Regions from separate parts of the Homo sapiens genome. Here region 1 is linked to region 2. Evidence: read pairs that join two places in POLR2A ChIA-PET (ENCODE). Cell type or tissue: K562. All regions are shown on one strand. Each heading gives the region's core, and the rest is flanking DNA. Links, peaks and the distances in the headings are about the cores only.

Region 1 (5,350 bases), core at 351-5,350, 270 kb after region 2:
ATGAGGACTGAAATGATTTTAATGACTTTTTTGCTTGAAACGTTGCTTTTTATTATTATTTTCTTTCAGAGTTAAGAAAACTTTTTTTCTCTGCATTATCTGTAGTTTTATAGCAATTTGGTAACTTTTTGGTATATTTTGTGAGTAAAATTGAAATATTTATCTTTCTCTCTACCTGATATCTCCAGAATTAGGAAACTATTCATGAGTATTCTTGTTTTATGGCAATATTATTTATTTGTATAAGCTCAAGAGGAATCTGTTCTTGTAAAAGAACACACTTTTGGAAACATTGGCTATTAAAAAGGATGTACATCGGCCAGGCGTGGTGGCTCACACCTGTAATCCTAGCACATCTAGAGGCCAAGGCAGGAGGATTGCTTGAGGCCAGGAGTTCAAGACCATCCTGGCCAACATTGTGAGACTTTGTCTCTATAATAAAATTTTTTTTTAAAGTAAAAAAAAAAAGGACGTACATTGTATCAGTCAGGGTTCAAAGTGGGAAGCAGAACCACTAAGATATAATACATATCATCTATATCTATATCTATATCTATATCTATATATGTGTGTGTGTATGTCTATACATATATATATATTTTTTTAAACAAAGAATTGGCTTATGCAATGGAGGGGGCTGGTTAACCAAGTCCATGGTCTGTAGGGCAGACTATCTGTCAGGAAGGGAAGAACCAGAAAATGGAGAGCAGTTATAGACCCAGCTGCTGTTTGGAGTTTGACTCAGGGCATGCCCATCTCTTTATTATTATTTTTTTAATTTTTAATTTTTTAAAATAGAGACAGAGTTACACCATGTTGCCCAGGCTGGTCTCAAACTCCCTCAAGAAGTCTGTCTGGCTCGGCCTCCTAAGGTGCTGGGATTACAGGGTTGATCCACTTTGCCAGGCCTAAATCTTTTTAAAAGGATTTCTACTGATTGAGTCAGGCTCACCCAGGATAATCTTCTTAGATCAATGTCAATTGACCAGGGACTTGAATTGAGCTGTAATCTCCTCACAGCAGCCCTAGATTAGTGTTTGATTAATGACTGGGAGAAGGTGGGTATATCATACACAAGATTGCTGCCTTCTCTTTAGTTCTTCTAATTTAGCCTAACCAAATTGACATTCAGGCTAGATATGGTGGCTCATGCCTATAATCCCAACACTTTTAGGAAGCTGAAGCAGGAGGATTGCTTGAGTCCACTAGTTTGAGGCAAGCCTGTGCAACATAGTAAGACACTGTCCCAACAAAATATTTTTAAAAATTAGCCGATGTCGTGGTGTGTGCCTGTAGTCCCAGCTACTCAGGAGGCTAAGGTGGGAGGATCCCTTGAGCCCAGGAGTTTGAGGATGCAGTGAGCTATTGCTGTAGTCTCAGCAATGCACCAAGATGTAACAGTTTCTCATTGTCTGAGATAACACCTGGAGTTATTTGTCCCACCTCCAAGATGATTAAGGAGCGCAGACCCAAAGGTTAGTTTAGAACGAACGTTTAATAAGAGAAAGAAGAAAGCTCTCTGCCAGCAGAGAGGGGGACCTGAATGGGGTGCCCCCTATGAGGCTGGGGTCCAGGGTTTTTATGGACTGGGAAGGGGAAGGAATGTGCTTCGTCCCCCGACCCCGCTACCCTGGGGCTTGGCCTGGTACTAATCAGGAGCTGAAATGATGATTCATAGATGCTGCTTAGCTTGGCTCGGGACCTATCAGGAACTGAAGAGAAAGTTTGGCCCTGGACCTTGGCCCAGGACAAATCAGGAGCTGAAGTGATGATTCCTAGAAGCCGGACTTACAATCCAAATAAAGGAAAGTAGAGTGCCCACTGGAACCTACTGGAGCCCACTGTGCCCATACCCACAAAAGGAAAATAAACTTTTTTTTCCCTGGGAGCCCATTGACTATACAAAGGACAAAGGCATTTCTTTGTTCCTTTATGTGAGTGAGGAGGAGGTCTGTGCAAGTTTTTGTCCAAATGGGCTGGAGATTTTTCTATCTGTGGAGCCGTGGGCATGTCTCCAGGCACAACACCCTGTGCTAGTTCCCTTATTGGTGCCTGCCGCTTGAATTTTTTCCCAGGCTGCTTTTTATGTTATGTGGGGATGAGGCACTGACCCATGGGCTGGGGGTTCTCTGGGGACCCTTCCCTTGCTATCTACCTAATGCAAAATCTAGCTGACTCCTTTCACTATGATGGTGCCGCTGCACTCCAGCCTGGGTGACAGAGCGAGAGCCCTGTCTCTAAAAAATAAACCCTAACAAATTGACATTAAAAAAACTGTCTAATCTGTCATAGGACTGAGTTTAAAAGAGAAAAGGTGGCATGGTGCAGTGGTTCACGCCTGTAATCCCAGCATTTTGGGAGGCCGAGGTGGGCGGATGACCTGAGGTCAGGAGTTCAAGACCAGCCTGACCAACATGGAGAAACCCCGTCTCTACTAAAAAAAAAAAAAAGAAAAGAAAAAAAATTAGTCGGGTTTGGTGATGCATGCCTGTAATCCCAACTACTTGGAAGGCTGAGGCAAGACAATCACTTGAACCTGGGAGGTGGAGGTTGTGGTGAGCACTCCAGCCTGGGCAACAAGATCAAAACTCTGTCTCAAAAAAAAAAAAAAAAGTCACATTATTTATACAAGTATTTTATTTTCTACAGAAAGATAATTTGCTTTTACAAACTACCAGGAAGTTTTACTTGTTCATTCACTCGCTTAAATGACATTTTAGAGCACCTACTCTGTGCCAGACACAATAGTGTAGGCTGTACTCTCATTAAAAAAAAAAAAAAAAATTACGTAGCAACTGGCACATAGAAGGTGCTCAAATATTTGTTGAATGAATATGCTGTTAACACACCGGCAGTATTCACTTCCCTAATTTAATTTTGGCACATAGTATTCTCGTAGGCTATTATCATTTAGATGTAGTATGCATTGTGCAGCTTCAAACAGCAAAATTTCACATCTTTCTCCCAGCATACCACTAAATTCACACACCTTAACCTGTTTGATTTTGCCAAAGAATTCCTGGAAGTGCTGTGTCAACAAATAGCAAATCTAGAAGCAAGATAAATTATATTGCTGATTAGTTACAATATTTACAGGGTGTCACTAGGGGACATTTGAAGACTTGATTCTCTTGCTGAGAGTGTTTCCATAAATCTGTTTTCCAACAGATCTAAATTTCCAGTCTTGCAGTTTTCCACAGTTTGAAGATTCTAATTTCCTGGTCCCCTTCCCAGGAAAGGCAGTTAGGTTAAAACAAACAAACAAAACCTCACACCCCATTTACTTGAGTAACGAATTATTGTTGTGACAGGTAATCCTAACCCCTTGCAGCTTGGCAACTGCCTCTCCAGGCAACCTTCACCCAGCCCCTCCAGCTGGGGCCGCCACAGTTTCCATGGCGACGACGTTGTTTCCAACCGGTCAGCGACCGCCCTTCTCCAGCTACTCGTTTGAGAGCCGGTGGCGTTCCGGAGGTTTCTCCCTCGTTATCCCCCTGCCTTTCACCTGAGGAGAGGCTCTGACTGTCTCTCTCTCTCTCTGGCGTCTGCGCAGCGGGGAAGTAGTGAGAAACAATCAGGTACTTGTTCTCTGCTGTTCTCTTCCTTTCTCTCCCAGGGCAGGTATCGCGATTTGGGTGCCAACTTAAACACTCTTTCAAGGCAGGAATCTCCAAATCCTGTAGGCATTCATGGCAAATATAGTTGTTATCACAGTACAATTTTTTTTTGAGACGGAGTCTCGCTTTATCGCCCAGGCTGAAGTGCGGTAGCGGGATCTCAGCTCACTGCAACCTCTGCCTCCCAGGTTCAAGCGATTCTTGTGCCTCAGCCTCCTGAGTAGCTGGGATTACAGGCGCCTGCCACCACGCCCGGCTAATTTTTGTATTTTTAGTAGAGATGGGGTTTCACCATGTTGGCCAGGCTGGGCTCGAACTCCCGACCTGAGGTGATCCGCCCACCTCGGCCTCCCAAAGTGCTGGGATTACAGGCGTGAGCCACCGCGCCTGGCCCACAGTAAAATTTTTGAGCATTTACATGACATTTTATATTTGCCATGCATCAAGTATGCCTATTTTTTGCTTGATCATAGCATCACTTTCTTGGAAGGCAGCAAGACTAAGATATCATACTGATGTTTAAAAATATTAATGATTGGCTGGGGGCGGTGGCTCACGCCTGTAATCTCAGGACTTTGGGGGACCGAGGCGGGAAATCATCTGAGGTCAGGAGTTCGAGACCAGCCTGGCCAACATGGTGAAACCCTGTCTCTACTAAAAACACAAAAAAGTAGCTGGGCGTGGTTGCGCACCTGTAGTCCTAGCTACTCGGGAGGCTGAAGCAGGAGAACCACTTGAACCTGGGAGGCGGAGGTTGCAGTGAGCCAAGATCGCGCCATTGCACTCCAGCCTGGGCGACAGAGCAAGAATCTGTCTCAAAAAAAAAAAAAAAAAAAAAAAAACCATTAATGATGTTAAATATCAGCTTTTACTGGGAAGGGGATCATCCCTCAACAACTGGATTTGTTGTGGTGGTGGTGGTAGTGGTTTGCATCTCGGGAAAATTTTGCACCCAGAATGCTACAGCTGTAGGGATATTTACAGAGCATCTAATTCAATTCCTTAGTTTCATCCATTAGGAAACAAGCCCTGAAGGGGAACTGACTGGCTCATTGCTTCATAAGTGAGTTTTAGAGTTCTAACAGGAATCCCTGCCAACTTACCTCAACTGTCATTCTTTAGACTAATACCATACTTGGGAGGAAGATCCAAAAGTGTCTAGAATTTTACTTTTGGTATTGATATGTTAGATATGTTATGAATGTGTCGAGGCTTGCTGACATAATAATGGCTTTATGGACTTTTTCTCCTCAGAGTACAGAGTATTTTAATCTTTAGGGGATCAAGATGTCAGATGCAAACAAAGCTGCCATTGCAGCAGAAAAGGAAGCTCTGAACTTGAAGTTACCCCCCATTGTCCATCTCCCAGAAAACATAGGCGTTGATACACCAACACAAAGTAAGCTGCTAAAATACAGAAGATCCAAGGAGCAGCAGCAGAAAATTAATCAGTTAGTGTAAGTAGCATATTAGTAGATAATTCTTGCTTGGAATTCAAGTAAAATGATTAGTGTTCATATTCTCCTAAAAAGTTTTAACTGTGGAGGTTGTTCATGGGTAAAATACTATTTTCAAGTTAATTAGAAAAACAATTGAAAAGTAATTGTAATGGTAGCAAATATTATACACTGTACACTGACAGACATTGTTCTTATCGCCTATACTTCTTGCAACAATCCTATAAGGTAGGTACTATTGTTAGCTCCATTGTTTAGATGAGTATACTGAGGTAT
Region 2 (5,382 bases), core at 100-5,099:
ACATCTAACTAATGCCTGATGATCTGAGGTGGAACAGTTTCATCTTGAAACCATTCCTTACCTACCATCCATGGAAAAACTGTTTTCCATGAAACCAGTCCTCGGTGCCAAAAAGGTTGGAGACTGCTGGATTAGGGAATCCCAAATTTTGGGGGGTTTTTGAGACAGAGTCTTGCTCTGTAACCCATACTAGAGTACAGTAGGCAATCACAGCTCACTGCAGCCTCAACCTCCCAGGATCAAGAGATCCTCCCACCACAGCCTCCCGAGTAGCTGGGACTACAGGCACACATTCACCACACCCAGCTAGTTTTTTTGTTTTGTTTTGTTTTGTTTTTGTAGAGACAGGCATCACTTTGTTGCCCAGGTTGGTCTCAAACTCCTGGCCTCAAGTGATTCTCCTGCCTCAGCCTCCCAAAGTCCTGGGAATACACCCATGAGCCACTGCACCCAGCCCTAAGTGAAGTTATATCAAGAGGAAATTACTAGTCAGCTCTCATGTGTATGTAAGTATGCTTAGAATATATTACACAGACTAGGAGATCTGTAACTATTCAATTAACAGTGTGAACCAATTTATGAATAAATTAAGCTAAATAGTATTTAGCAGATGTCATAATTCCTTTTCTAAACCAGGGTCCTACTGCACTCCTGGCCCTAAGTAACAGGGCTGGAAACCCAGTCAAGCCACAGAATAATGCTCAGAGGACTGGGCACGGTGGCTCACACCTGTAACCTCAGCAATTTGAGCGGTTGAGGTGGGCGCATTGCTTGAGTCCAGGAGTTTAAGACCAGCCTGGGCAACAAAGTGAGACCCTGTCTCTACAAAAAATCAAAAAATGAGGCATGAGGACCGCTTGAGCCCAGGTGATTGAAGCTGCGATGACCCATGATTGTGTCACTGCACTCCCGCCTGGGTGACAGAGATGGACGATGAATGGAAAGAAGGCAGGCAGGCAACTGAAGGACACCCTCGGATGGGTTCACCCTGAGAGAGGGGCTCATGACTTGGAAAGTATTGCGGGGAGAAAAAATAAAATAGAAAAAAAAAAAAAGAATAATGCTCACAGAAGGTCATAACTCACTCTATTCAAAACTCAAAATGCTACTTGGGACACAGTATAAGGATAAGGGCCTTCCCATTATACCTTCCTATATTATTTGAAATTTCCATTAAAAAAAAAAAGACATGTATGGGAAGGTACAAACAGGCACCTGACGCCAAAACTCTCAAGCCTAAAAGCTCAGGAAGATAGGCAACTAACAAGATGTTTAATATAAGTTTGGCAAAGACTAAGATTAGTGATAACTGGCTCTAGCAAGAATGTGGAGGAAACAACATTTTCATATACATCATGTCTCAGTATCCATGGAGAGGACTGACACCAAAGCCACCATGGATATTCAAGACCCTTTTATAAAATGATGTAGTAGTTGCATTAACACCTATACACATCCTTCTATATACTTTAATTCATCTCTAGACTACTTAGAATACCTAATACAAATACTACTTAAATAGTTGTTATGATGTATTGTTTAGAAAATGACAAAAATAAAATTCTGTACATGTTTAGTACAGGCGCAACCATCCTTTTTTTTCCCCCAAATATTTTCCATCCAAAATTGGTTGAATCCATGGATGTGTAACCCATGGATACAGAAGGCTCACTGTCCTGGACATGAGACTATAAATTGATACAACTTTTTTGGAAAATGATTCAGCAATATTTATTAAAATTTTAAAAGCTTATACCCAGCAGGGTATGGTGGCTTGTAATCCCAGCACTTTGGGAAGCCAAGGCGGGAGGATCTCTTGAGTCCAGGAGTTCGAGACCAACCCGGCCAACATGGTGAAACCCCATCTCTACCAAAAATACAAAAATTAGCTGGGCACAGTGGCGCATGCCTGTAATCCCAGCTGCTCGAGACGCTGAGGCAGGAGAATCACCTGAACTCGGGAGGTGGAGGTTACAGTGAGACGAAATCACACCACTGCGCTCCAGCCTGGGCAACAGAGCAAGACTCTGTCTCAAAAAAAAAAAAAAAAAAGCATCCAAACGGAAAGGACAAAATAAAATTATCCGTTTATAGATGATATAGTCTTGTATGTAGAAAACCCTAAATGGTCCAGAAAAAAACTGTTAGAATAAATGAATTCAGCAAAGTAGTAAGATACAAAGACAATACAGGAAAATCAGTTGCATTTCTATACACTAAACAATGAACAATCCAAAAAGGAAATTATAAAAACAATCTCATTTTCAGTAGCATCAAAAAGAACTAACTTAGGGAGTTGGGAAAGGGGTTAAGAAAAAAAAAGGAAAAATTTAAAAAAATTTTTAATGAATTAACTTAGGAATTAACTTAGCCAAAGAGGTAAAATATTTGTACAATAAAAACTATAAAACATTACTGAAAGAAATTAAAGACATAAATAAAAACACATCCCATAATCATAGAAGTCTTAATACTGTTAAGATGCCAATAATACCCAAAGCAATCAATAGATTCAATGCAATCCCTATCAAAATTCCAGTGATGTTTTTTGCAAAATTAGAAATGCTCATCCTAAAACTTATATAGAATTTCAATGGCCAAAACAATCTTGAAAAAGAAAACAAAACTTGAGGATTCACACTTCCTGATTCCTACTACAAAGCTACACTAATCAAAACAGTATGGTACCGGCATACAGACAGACATATATCTCATATTCAAAAGAATATGAATAGAATAGACAGTCCAGAAATAAACATTCACATATACAGTCAAAAGATTATGTCCAAGGGTGCCAAGATCATTTAATGGGAAAGAATAGTCTTTTCAACAAATGGTGCTAGGAAAACTGGATATCCACATACAAAACAATGAAGTTGGAGCCTAACGTAACACTATATACAAAAATGAACTCAAAATGGATCAATGATCTAAATGTAAGACCTGAAAGTATAAAATTCTTAAAAGAAAACATAGCGCAAAAGCTTCACAACATTGGATTTGGCAGTGATTTCTTGGATATGACACCAAAGGCAAAAGCAACAATAGAAAAGACAAAGGGGACTTCATGAAAATTAAAAACTTTTGTGTGTCAAAGGGCACTATCAACAGAGTAAAAAGGCAACGCACAGAATGGGAGAAAATATTTGCAAATCATACATTTGATAAGGGATTGGTATCCAGAATACATAGAGAACACCTAAAACTCAACCACTAAAAAACAAAGAACCCAATTCAAAAATGGGCAAAGGATTGGAATAGACATTTGTCCAAAGAAGATATATGATGGCCAATAAGCACATGAAAAGATGCTGAACATCACTAATCATTAGAGAAATGCAAACAATGAGATACCACTTCACACCCATTAGGATAGCTACTCTCAAAAAAAGTAGAAAATAAGTGTTGGCAAAGATGTGGAGAAATTGGAACCCTTATGCACTGTTGGTGGAATGTAAAATGGTACAGCTACTGTGTTAAACAATATGGCAGTTCCTCAAAAATTTTGAAAAAGAATTACCATATGATCCAGCAATTCCCTTTCTGGGTATATAGCCAAAAGTAGGGTCTCAAAGAGATACTGGTACATCCATGATCATAGCAGCATTATTCACAATAGCTAAAATGTAAAAGCAACCCAAGTGTCCATCAATAGATGAATGGATAAGCAAAATATGACATAAAAATATACATACAATAAAATATTATTCAGCCTTAGAAAGGAAGGAAATTCTGACAAATGCTACAACATGGATTAACCTTGAGGACATTATACTGAATCAAGTAAGCCAGTCACAAAAAGACAAAATACTACATAATTCCTCTTATTTGAGGTAGTTTCAGGGGTCCAAAATCATGGAGGCAGAAAGAATGGAGTCTGGCAGGGACTGGAGGGAGGAAAAAATGGAGAGTTACTGTCTAATATTTAAAAACCTTCAGCTTTACAAGATGAAAAGAGTTATGGAGATGAATGGTGATAATGGTTACAGAACATTATGAATGTATATAATACCCTGAACTGTATACTTAAAAATGGCTACAATGATAAATTTTATGTTACATTTATTTTATCACAATAAAAATTTTTTTAAAGGCAGCTGGATATATGAGCCTAGAGTTCAGGGGAAGAAGTCTCAGCTTGAGATATAAATTAAGCTGTCGTCAGCATATAAACAGAATTTAAAGCCAAGAGACAGAATGAGATCACCAAGGGAACAAGTACAGATAGACAACAGGTCCAAGGACATGGAGCAGTTCAAAGTTTCAAGGTCATGGAAAACAGGACCAACCAAAGGAAATTGTAAAGAATGGCCAGTAAGGTATGAAAAGAACCAAGAGAAAGTGATATGTCCTGGAAGCTATGTGAATAATGTTTTCCAAGAACGTGGGAGAGATCAACAGTCAAATGATGCTGATAGATCAAGTAAGGTAAGGGACAAACGCTGACCACTGGAAATAATCTGAAAGCCACCGACGACCTTGGCAAGAACAGTGCGGACGTAGCGGAAGATGAATGCCTTACCAGAATGATTCCAAAGAAAATGGACACAGAGGAATGAGAGGCCGCATATATAGATAAATCTTTTAAGAAGTTTTGCTCTAAATGGAAGCAAATAAATGAGCAATGCTAATAGAGAAAGTGAAATCAACAGAATTTTTCTAATAAGAGAAAAATTGTTGCAGGATCCTTGGGGTGTCGCTTTTCTGGCCAGAAACCTCTGTGGCTGGTGGTGCCCTTGCCTGAGTTTTGCTCGGGTCTGCTGGGCTCATTCTGCCTACTTGGGCTGGCAGGCTGCACTCGGTTCATGCTACCAGCCTGGATCCCATGCCTGCCAACGGCAAGCCAGGCATGGAGTGGCAAGGGGTGTGCAAGCAAGCGAGCATGGGGTCGGACCACTGTGCACAGGCATGCTGCCTGCTGCAGTGGGGCGGGCAGCTCCAGGTGCCAGCATGGGTGCTGGCTCTCTGTAAGGCTGTGGCTAGATCAGGCACACCGCAAGCAGCTTCCATGGTTGCCACCAGGGAACATGGTGGCACCTGGAAGCTTGGAGCCTCCAGGAACCACAGGGAACCAAAGAGTCACAGCCCTGGCTTGGGGAGCTCCAGGTCTGAGCTCCCTGAAGGGCTGCAGCTCTTCTCTCCTCTTTATCTGCAGTATGGCAAGCAAGGGGTATGTTTCAGCCCTGTTTGTGTTACAGCTCTTTCAGCCTTGCCTTTCAGCAGGTCCCAAGTTCTTGTGCTGTGTCCAGGAAGAAAAGGGTAGGAAGACAAGTGGAGGGTGAGCAAGGCAAAGAGGAGCTTTACTGAGTGACAGAGTAGCTCAGAGGAGGCCCTGAAGTGGATAGCTCCTCTCTACAGGCAGGTCATCTCAACGTCTGCTCA

The links. Peaks named below come from ENCODE experiments on the same cell type or tissue, not always from the same donor. Only the 100,000 strongest peaks of a DNase experiment are listed, where the experiment ranks them.
Region 1: POLR2A ChIA-PET joins it to region 2 with 5 read pairs; 2 of 35 experiments call an interaction of 5 or more read pairs at or near these places.

What each region holds. Positions count from the first base shown.
Region 1 is chr3:57,542,425-57,547,774 of GRCh38, reverse strand. DNAH12 (dynein axonemal heavy chain 12) reads left to right here and starts at 3,431. Exons shown (of 74, transcript NM_001366028.2): 1 at 3,431-3,578; 2 at 4,872-5,074. The coding sequence starts at 4,905. RefSeq lists an enhancer at 3,293-3,843. In K562, for the core only: no CTCF peak of the experiment used is centred there; a DNase peak (open chromatin) is centred at 3,384; H3K27me3 peaks cover 658 bases.
Region 2 is chr3:57,809,766-57,815,147 of GRCh38, reverse strand. The region is part of intron 2 of SLMAP (sarcolemma associated protein); the gene reads right to left. Among named protein-coding and RNA genes, the nearest start is that of SLMAP, 56 kb to the right of the region's middle. In K562, for the core only: no CTCF peak of the experiment used is centred there; no DNase peak of the experiment used is centred there.